Regions from separate parts of the Mus musculus genome. Here region 1 is linked to region 2. The links are chromatin loops, found by intact Hi-C in ENCODE. Cell type or tissue: gastrocnemius. All regions are shown on one strand. Links, peaks and the distances in the headings refer to the core of each region. The heading gives the core; the rest is flanking DNA.

Region 1 (5,377 bases), core at 303-5,302, 140 kb after region 2:
TTCCATAGTAATGATTTAAGTTACTAGGGTCATGTGAGTGATTCTGTTAAAAGCACATCTTACTTCCAGTTGGTGGTTAAGTATTCCAATGCTGTGCACTAGGATGCTTTGGTAACAACCATAGTAATGAGAAATATTGGGTTCTGCAATCATTTTTCTACCTTTAATACATTTCAGTGTACACCAATTTTTATACTCAATCTGACATACTAAAGTATAATTAATTTTCTCTTTTCAGATAATTAGCTTGTTAAATGTGTTCACACCACAAAAAACGCTAGAAGAATTTCAAGATGTGTAAGTATCTTTTGCATCAGATTGAAAATTTAGAAACTCAGTGATTTATATTTAGAAAACATAGGCCATTTGCAAGCTCGGGACCCTAGGGTGCCACAGTGCCAAAGAACAAGGATGCCTGCGGTGTTGCTTTTAATCTAAGGCTGTGAGCCTGAGGACTCAGAGCTGTAGTATATAAGGCCTAGCATTCTGATTCCAAAACATGAAAGTCTGTTTCAGCTCTCAGAGGAGAGTCTCCTTCATTCTCTAGATTTGCTCATTCAGGATCTTGCTCTATGCTTTGTACTCAGTGCATTCAGACTCACATAATAATTACTACCCAAACACCCTCCAAAACACCCCTCACGTAAGGCTGCCAGCGCAGTATTCCTTGGCCTAGTCAAGTTGCTGACTTCAATTCCTCGTCACAGGGTAGATGGGGAAAGATCACAGTGAGGCAGTAGGAGAAAGGCTTAGGGGAGGAGCGGTTTGTTCTGCAGATACTGGGACAGAGTGGAATTGACATGGAAGGTGTAGCCAGAGTAAACGAGCAGCAGTGGAGCTTAGCTGGTGTGTGCTGCTACCCAGAGGTCTGGGTGGCTGGGTATGTGTGACAAGGGGGTATGGCTTAGAGAAGTAGCATGCATATAGGAAAGGAAGCCAGAGTGAGATTTCCCACATAGCAGTGATCTTACCTGACATATTTTAAAAGAACACTTGGTTTTGAGGGGCTGAGAATCCACTGTGAGAGGTAGGACAAAAAGGCCTAGTTAGTATGGGGAGGCAATCACTGCAGTTCATATGAGAGGTTCAAGTGGGTAATGGGAAGGGCTTGAGATTAGACACCAACACTGTCTGAGGGTGAGGCCTAGCATCTGCCGATGCTAGATGTGAGAGAGAAATTGAAAGCCACACATAAAGGCTTTTGGCTGAGATATGGAGAACTATGAGAGGACCAGACTTGGGGTGCTAAGTAGCTAGACTCACAAGTAGTTTTAGACATGAATTCAGAGACACTATTGACTGTCCAAGTGGAACAGTGAAGTGGGTAGAGAGGAAAGAACCTGGTGTTCAGGAGGGGCCTGGATTAAAGGAATGGAAGAATAATCTATAAATGGTCCTTCAAGGCACAGCAACCTGGATAGCACCAAGACAGGAACAGTGAGAGGAGAGCCAGGATCTGACTCCAGCCGCTCCAACAAAAGGAAGCAATTAGGCACAGAAAGCAGCCAAGTTCTTAGCACTGGCCTTTGGGTCTCTGCAGATGTGGAAGTCATCAGTTTGGGCAGACACTAGGCATATGCTGAGTCAGAATGTCATGACAAGCAGTGGAGGGGAGTTAGAGATGATGTGTCTAAGCACCTCTGTGGGCTTGGGGTGGGGCTATTATGCTGCTGGTGGACCGTGAGCTTGAAAGTTGTATGGTCAGCCTTAAAAGACAGATTTCACCTAGGGGATGGTAGCACATACCTTTAATCCCAGCACTCAGGAGGCAGAGGAGAGGGATCTCAGAGTCTGTGGCCAGCTTGGTCTACAGAGAGTTCCAGGACAGCCAGGGCTACCCAGAGAAACCCTGTCCTGTCTGAAAAAGCCAAAAAAAAAAAAAAAAAACACCAAAAATCACCAGAAAAAAAAAAAAGGTTTCATTTTTTATAGCAGTCCAAATACATAACCAACCTGTTCGGAAAGTTCAGAGTTCCATTTACCCGCTGTATAAACCCTCTACATTAGCAGCCCTGCCAGAATCATGTATTGTTAAAGAGCAAGAATCTACAGCAGCATGGTATAGATGTTGAAAGGATGATCTAACAAAAGATAGATAGGTGGACAGACAGACAGACACATGGGTTAATAAAAGTAGAAAAGTTTGTACGAGATTGTTTCCATGGTTAAAAAAAAGTTCTGTTTATAATTTGAAAGGCAGAAAAACAATGAGTAAGTTAGTTGTTTGTATATTCTTTGGGTAATTTTACAGACTCCTATTATATATTTGATTCTTTTCAAGCTACTTTATTAAAAGTGCTTTTACTTCCAGCATGCAGTGTTAATACCCCGTCGGTACTGCTTCATAATGATTGTGAGCTAAGACTCATGAAGGAATGTTTAAAAATATTACTAATGAGTGTGGTTGGTCTCTTTTTGAATACTCAGGTACTTGGTAATGGAACTAATGGATGCTAACTTATGTCAGGTTATTCATATGGAACTGGACCATGAGAGAATGTCCTACCTTCTCTACCAGATGCTCTGTGGCATCAAGCATCTGCATTCAGCTGGTATCATTCATAGAGTGAGTAATCACATAACTGTATTTTTAAAAGGACCATTTGGTCGTCAGTCATCTAGTTACAAAAGAACTTAATGTTTTTATGTATGAGTGTTTGTGTGGTGTATGTGCACATGTGTGAGTGCACACTTATTCATGTGTGTTTAAAGGCCACGAGGTCAGTTTTGGCCTTATTTCCTGAACCTGGAGGGAGGCTGGTGGTCTCCTGACTCCGCCTCTCCGACACCCCCAGCACTGGTTTCCAGTTCCATGTGTAAGCACCCTGGCCTTTCACATGGCCGCCGGGGGTTTGAGTTCAGTTCCTGGTGCTTGTGCTCACTCCCTGATCCATCCCCACCCTAAGAACGTCTTTTTCTTCTTTTTAAAGTTTGGTACTTTGAGAGTCCAGGTTAAGCCGTGGAGTCATACTGTGTACAAAACACTGTTCAGATCAGCTTTTCCCCTCAGCCACTGTAAACACAGAGGTAGGGGGCCACCCTACTGCAGAACAATCTTGGTTTTCTGGTTTAGCCTTCCAGTTTGTAGTAACTTTTTTTTTCTATGTAGCCCCAGCTGTCCTGGCACTCACTCTGTAGACCAGGCTGGCCTCAAACTCAGTGATCCTCCTGCCTCTGTTGCCAAAGGCCTGTGCTGGCTTCCCTTCCCTTGTGCACCCCCATAACCAGGTTTTTCAAAGTGTAGCCTTTGCTGCCACCAAGTGGTCATTCCAAGCAATAGACCTTCTGATGGTAAAGTTCACTTTTAAATAGTAACTAAGATTCCTAATGAATCATTCTATTTCTAAAAATTCCCCCAGACCTCCAAATAACTGAGGCCACTTTTTAGTTTTATTTAGGACACTGAATTTTCCATCAACAATATGATGCTTATTTTCTTCCCTCATGCAGAAGGCTTTTTAAAAGTGTATTTATTTTTATTTTATGTATGGATGTTTTGTCTGCATTTATGTCTGTGTACCACATGCATGAATGGAGGCCAGGAAAAGGCATCAGATCCCTTGGAACTAGAGTTCCAGATAGTTGTAAGCCACCGTGTGAGTGTTGGGACCTGAAACAAGGTCCTCTGGAAGAGCGGCCAGTGCCCTTAACCACCGAGCCATCTCTCCACCCTCGCCCCTCTTCCTGTAGGCATTCTTATTGTCTCTTAACTGTTGCTTTTTGTGTGGTGCTGAGATGGAGCCTCAGATGCTGCTCATAGGAGGCAATGCTTTACTACTGAGCTATGGCCGTCAGCCTTACAATACACGTTTAATGAAATGTATGCTTTATGATAACTTCCCAGATTTACAAGCTGTATTGATTTTTGAGGGGACTGTTTTCCCTTACTTGGAGCCGGAGGTGAGGGCAGGAGAATGCCCCTACTTCCTGGAAACTTCATGAGACTATGGCGTGTACTTGCCTTTTGTGGAATGTTTGGTCCTTTAGCCTACAAGCAGGTGAGACAGAGCCCAAAGTAGTGTATGTTTTGCTTAGCACAGTGTTTAGAATCCATGATGATCTGAGACAATGTTGTGTGTCCACCTTGCTCCCTGCCTAGCTCCCTGTCTTACCGGTTCCTTCTGGATCCCTTGTACACTCTTACCTCACACACTCACATCTGCGACTGCTTGGGAAAGGTATGAACGTTGTCATTGAGATGTTCCAAACAACCCTCAGGTACATCAAACTGGATGACAGGCCTCTGTGAGTGAGGAACCCAAGTGAGCCTCCGCATGGCAGTGTATGGTCCCCTTTAAATAGGGCCTCACATAGAGAAACATACCTTCACTTTTGCTGTTAATGCAATTTGTCACGCCTGTCATGGAGAACTCAGGATGAGAAGGGTCATCAGTTCAAGGTCAGCTTGCGCCATATAGCAAGACTCTTGTCTCCAAGAAACAAAATGGCTTCACAATAAATAAAACTTTTAATTATTTGAAAGTTTTAGAGTGAAACAGGACAAAAGGTAAAGTTTTGTCCCTCGCCCTTACCACTTTTACTTTATATAAATTCACAAAATTGGGGAAAATGAAAACCTCTCTCAGCCCTGCAGCCACTTGGAGACGCCCACAGTAGCAGGCTGCCGAGCTCCTTCCAGCTTTGCACAGGTGCTTCAGTGCTCACCTGCGCCAGTGCCAGCCAGCCCGCCTGCCCAGTGTCTGTCCTTCACAGTTTCAAAGTCGGACTCCTCTCAACAGAACCAAATCAGCAAATGGGTTGATTTGCATTTGTATTCATCAAGGATCACATGGTTGCATAAATAGTTATGAAGCCTGCATTCCCTCTTCTTTCTCCTATTTCTGTCTCCTTTTGAAGCAAACTTTGAATTTAGTTTTTGTTATTTAGAATTTGTTATTGTTGTTTGTTTTGGTTTTGGTTTTTGCCTTTTTTATGTGGCGACAGGGATGAAGGCAGAGCCTTGTGCATCCTAGGCCAGCACTCCATCACTGGGCTGTGTCACCAGCCTGACTTTCCGTTCTCTTAATGAATTACTCTAGTGCTCGTTTCTGTGTCTCAGGGCAGTGTGTTTAGAGCTCTTTGACCTTTTTCAGTTTGTGACATAAGATACTGATATATTCCTCGTCCACAAACCCAGCCGTCATCCCTGTGACCCTCTTCCCCTACCTTCCCACTTTAGTTACAATATGGCTCTGTTTGGTCAGGGTTGTGATTTACATCCTCATAAACATGAAAGTTTCTCATTTGGCAGGCATCAGCTGGGATGCCCCTTGCACAGACACCCAGAGCTTTATTTCTATTAGCCTAGCTGGCCAGCAGATGGCAGTAAAGTAGACAGCTGTTCCTGTCACCACACTTTTTAGGCGGGTATGGTCTG
Region 2 (5,377 bases), core at 246-5,245:
GCGCTCAGATGCAGTAGGAGCTGGGCTGTGGGCTCGGGGTCAGCACCTGTACATTCTTGGAGGAAGGTCTTGTTTGGAATTCTAGAGTTTATCCTCTAGGACCTCAATGGCCAAGTGTATCTCCATCATCACAGACACCAGCATCGTGATGGTGAGTCTGGTCATTCCCCAGGATATCTGCCTCTCTCCTGTGACCAGCAGGTCCATGCAACAAGGTCAGCAGATGCCATTTTCTTCAGAATGGCTGGGGCTATGTCCTGGAATTCATCCCTGTGTTGAGTGACTGGCCAATGTGTTCCAGGCTCCAGAGACATTCCATGTCCCTCTGGCTGGGAACGCTCAAGAAGAGCTTCCTGGAGGGCCTTCCTGAGATAAAATTGGAGAAGGGACAGGCTTTGTGTAAGAATAGACTACTTCAGGCAGAGTCGAGTGTGAGAGATGAGACTGAAGAGTGCTTATAGGGCAGGGGAGCCTGGCCTATCTAAAGGGAGGCCATGAGAATAGTTATTAGGTGTCAGACATGTCAACTTAGAAGGCCTTAAATGCGAGGGGGAGGAGGCTGGACCCAAGAAACCTCAGAGGCCTCTGATCAGAGACTCAGTCCTGCTGGACCACCTACATTCTGGTTCCGGATGCCCTGATCCTGACCCTGTGTTCTGGGCCAGCTGCAGCCTGGCTTGTGCTGGGACCCACCCAGGTCTGAGCTCACCCCAGCTTTTGCCTTGGTCCCTTTTGTGTTGCTGTAACAGAATACCCAGGATTAAATCATTTCTTGTGAACAGAGTTTATATGGATAATGGTTCTGAAGGCTGTGACATAGAAGAGACGCACATCTAGTGAAGGCCTACCAATCTCTATATGGAAGTCAAGCTTTTATGACCTAACCATAGAGACCCCACATCTCAACACTGTTACATGGGAGTCGAAAGCTTTTGTGGTTTTTAAACATTTATTTGTGTCTGTCTGTACATATACACACCCATGCACTCACATGTTCATATGTGTATGGATGCCAGAAGACAACTTGCAGGAATCAGATCTCTCCTTCTATGTAGGTCCTGGGAATCAAACTCAGGTAAGCAGGGTTGGCCTTTACCAGCTGAGCCATCTTGTTGGTCTAGAAGATGAAGTTTCTAACACATGAACTTTAGGGGATACTTTAAAGCATAGCAGCCTCTCTGCACTGACCTCAGTAGCCTTCCTGGGCTCTCTACCATCCTGTTTCCTGTGTCAGTAACAGTCCCTATACCAGCGTAAGCTGATTAGGCCCTCCTTCATCTGTCCAGAGTCAGTGGACAGGGACCCTTGTTCCTCCCAGTCTGCTCCCACTTGCCTGATCCTACTAATGTTTCAACCATACTCTGAACCCCAGATTTTTGGGGGGGTCTGGAACTGGGGAAAGGACATTTCTTCTCTGACCATGTGCAATGTTTTCCCCATCTTCCCCTCCTTCAGATCCTCTGTGTCAGTAGCAGAGAATGATCAACTGGGGAAGTCCTATAACCAGACAGCAGTCCCCTCTGGGGCTAAGTATGACCCAGTCAAGACTTTCTCCATGTACAATGCTGGATAAAGTTTCCTGACTCACTATCCCTTTAGTTCCTCCTCCTCCTCCCCCTCCTCCTTCTCCTCCTCCCCCTCCTCCTTCTCCTCCTCCCCCTCCTCCTTCTCCTCCTCCTCCTCCTCCCCCTCCTCCTTCTCCTCCTCCTCCTCCTCCTTTTTGGTTTTCCAAGACAGGGTTTCTCTGTGTAGCTCGGGCTGTCCTGGAACTCACTCTGTAGATCAGGCTGGCCTCGAACTCAGGAATCTTCCTGCCTCTGCCTCCCAAGTGCTAGGATTAAAAGCATGCACCACCACTGCCTGGACGATGACTCCTCCCCCTCCTCCTCTCCTCTCCTCTCCTCTCCTCTCCTCTCCTCTCCTCTCCTCTCCTCTCCTCTCCTCTCTCTCTCTCCCTCCCCCTCTCTCTCCCCTCCCCCCCTGTGTGTTTACATGTGTGCATGTACATGCAGCTAGAGTGACAGGTTTTTGCACACCACCATGTGAGTTCTGGGATTTGAACCTGGGTCTTCTACAAAAGCAGTAAGTGCTCTAAACCACTGAGCTGTCTTCTCTGCCCCCAGTCCTTCGATTCTTATCTTGAGTGCTGAGCAGGGATGACCTCATCTTGGTGCTCTGGACACTCCTCCCCCCCCCTTACTTTTCCCAGTCCCACCTCAGTTCTGTGACTGGTACAGGGTATACCAGCTGGCTGTAGCATCCACCTAGGACTTCCCTGCTGTGGCCAACACCAGACGAGATTGGAGAGAAAACCCACTCCACCCCAGTTCTCTGACTTCTGAAAAGCCCTGGGAAATTCCAAGCTCATCACTGGCTCCAGCCCAAAGCCACCACACCCTGCCTCCCCAACAACACCGCAGCCTCGTCCACCCCAAAGCACCCTCTGTTGTTAGTTCTGGGTTCCAGGCTCAGTGTCCTCTTTAGAAACCTCCCCAACAAACCCAAAACCCAGCAATGGCATACATCTGGCTTATACAGAGCTTCCTTCACCCAGTCAGTGCTTTGTGGGGAGCAGGGTCTCCCCTTAATGTCCAAGTGGTGCTTAGGGACTTCATGCCCCTTTAGTGATCCCTCAACACACAGAATGGAGAACCCTGCTGAGTGGGTAGGGTCGGGTGCATGTGACAGCTGTTATGCTGCTATACCTGTGGCTAAGGAAGGAGTCTGGGAGCTCTCTGTCCTCCAGTCCTGCTTCTCTGAAAGTGGTTAAAACCTAAAACTCAGAAATTAAAATCTAGGGCAGAGTGTTGGTTAGCCATAGAATGTGCTGCAAATTCCTAGCCCTACCAGACTGGGGGAATTAGGGAGCTCTGCAGGTGCTGTCTGGAAGCAGAGTGTTAGAAGCCTTCTGAGAGCTTGGCATAGAGTAGCCTGTATTGCCCCTGAGCCATTTGTCTCCACTTAACTCTCAACCCCATGCCCCAGCCACCCCTGCTGTTGTCTGTGGCCTTTCACACACCAGGGTGTAGCTTGCCAAATGAAGAGGTAGGTGGGCACCTGGTGTGTAGGATAGGATTCAGCCCAGGGATGGTCATCTGAAAACCTTGACCACGCCCTCCAAGCCACAGAAGAACTTGTAGGGAACATCCACAACTGGTTCACAGTTCACATTTTCCTTTTGCTGGCCCCAACATAACCACGATTTCACCCAGTGATGGTTCACCTCACAACGGCATGAAAGCGATAAGCTCTCGGCAGATGGGATCCTTCAGAGTTCGAATTCAAGCCTTTCCCTGGGCTAATCACATGAGGTCCACTCGTCTTGCGACACTGAGAAGTGGCACTGAGTCACAGTTGTCCAGCGTAAGGGGTGGCAACTGATATTCCTCCACACACTGTTGTCTCGGTCAGGGTTCTATTGTTGTAAAGAGACACCATGACCATGGCAACTCTTATAAAGGAAAGGATTTCATTGGGCCTGGCTTAGATTTTCAGAGGTTTATCATCATGGCAGGAAGCATGGCAGTACACAGGCAGACATGGTGCTGGAGAAGTAGCTGAGAGTTCTACATTTGGGTCCATAGGTATCAGTAGCATCAGGAGAAAGAAGCAGGACTTGGGCCCTCAAGAACCTCAAAGGCCACCCCCAGTGACACACTTAACTCCAACAAGGCCATACCTAACCTAATCCCTCACTGGTAGTGCCATTCCCTGATGACCAAGCATTCAAATATAGCTCCTATAGGGGCCATTCTTCTTTACATTCCCACAACTGTGTGGCTGAGTTATGGCTTTCTTTAGGTGCACTGTAGTTGTGCTCAGTTCAGGATGTTTTCATCAGGGCATAACTCCAGGAAGTTGCAGGGTACCTGCACTTAACTCTCCAGGGTACATGGTAGAAATAGTCTATTCTCTTGGCTTCTTTTTTTTTTTTAATTTTCTGCATAGGAGTACACCATTGCTCTCTTCAGACACACCAGAGGAGGGCATCAGATCCCATTATGGATGGTTGTGAGCCACCATATGGTTGCTGGGAATTGAACTCAGGACCTCTGGAAGAGCAGCCAGTGCTCTCAACTGCTGATCCATCTTTCCAGCCTCTCTCTTGGCCTCTTGATACTGTTTTTGACTGAGGAAGGCATAGCTCCATGCCACACCCCAGCTGTCTCAGCCTGTGGTTTAAGTAGGTACTGGCAATTAAGACAATCTAGCCTGCAGCCTAGTTGGCTTGCTTGATGGCCAAGCAGGAACCAGAGTCGGATATGGAAAGCCTGAGGTTAACCTTGGGGATGTGGGGTATGGAAGAGCAACCTACAGAAGGCACTGTGGATTTGAGTATCTTTTGTGACACGCCTGCTCTTCCTACTACCCTAGCACTGGCTACCTAGCAGGAAGGAGGCTGGGGGACAAGTCTGGAACCCACAGAGGGTTTCCACTGACCCAAGCAATGCAAGGTGTTGTCTGGGGTTCCGTTTTCACTGGGTTTCCAAGAGGAGTCCATTGAAGCTCAGGGGCTGAGACATCATGTCCCAAGGGAACACAGTCGTGGGAAGCCACAGGGGACATGAGACCCAGTGGATAAAAGAGAGGCCTTGGAGGTAAGTATACGAGGGGTGAAGGGAATAGAAAATCAGGGAACTGACCTGAGAAAGCTAAGGAAGGGTACGGGGGAGGCCAAGCACACAGCTTCCCATCTTTCCTGGCGCCAAGGATCGCCGTTGGCTGTGTGCAGAGGAGGAGGATGAAGCAGAATCTCGGGTCAGGGAAGGGGACACACGAAGGGGACACACGAGGAATGTGGTGCTGATGACTTCCTGCATGAGCCAGCTTTCTGGAGGACCTGCAGAAGCCGCCTCCGCAACACACGCAGGCTGACCCCACATCCAGGAAATGGGAACACAGGATCAGACTCAGCTCCACCCTTGTCCTCCGAGGATGACAATGGGAAGAAGCAGCAGCCTGGTCCTCATTCCAGCCACCCAGTGTCCCTGCCAAAAGAGTCTAACACTAATTCAAGTTGGCTTTTAAATTATTTACATTATTAAAAAAAACCTTCTGTGTATCATGTTTTGACATTCAAAAACGAAACAGAAATAAAAACCAGCTAAAACACAAAACAACACCAAAAAAAAAAAAAAAAAAAAAAACCAAAAACCAAAACAAAACAAAACAAAAAAAATAGGGCTGGAGAGATGGCTCAGCAGTTAAGAGCACCGACTGCTCTTGTGAAGGTCCTGAGTTCATATCCCAGCAACCACATGGTGGCTCACAACCATCTGTAATGGAATCTGATGTCCTCTTCTGGTGTGTCTGAAGACAGCTACAGTGTATTCACATACATAAAATAAATAATTCTTTAAAAAATAAAAATAAATAA

What was found. Hi-C counts contacts between places; a loop is a spot of excess contacts. Peaks named below come from ENCODE experiments on the same cell type or tissue, not always from the same donor. Only the 100,000 strongest peaks of a DNase experiment are listed, where the experiment ranks them.
Region 1: it touches region 2 in a loop (4-fold over the local background); 24 of 42 quality-filtered maps call a loop at or near these places.

Annotation. Positions count from the first base shown.
Region 1 is chr11:49,866,745-49,872,121 of GRCm38, forward strand. Mapk9 (mitogen-activated protein kinase 9) reads left to right here. Exons shown (of 12, transcript NM_207692.2): 4 at 239-297; 5 at 2,428-2,566. Among named protein-coding and RNA genes, the nearest start is that of Mapk9, 23 kb to the left of the region's middle. In gastrocnemius, for the core only: a CTCF peak has its summit at 3,263 (motif pointing left); a DNase peak (open chromatin) is centred at 3,218.
Region 2 is chr11:49,730,118-49,735,494 of GRCm38, forward strand. No RefSeq gene overlaps it. Among named protein-coding and RNA genes, the nearest start is that of Gm36411, 19 kb to the left of the region's middle. In gastrocnemius, for the core only: no CTCF peak of the experiment used is centred there; no DNase peak of the experiment used is centred there; H3K4me3 peaks cover 288 bases; H3K27ac peaks cover 2,419 bases.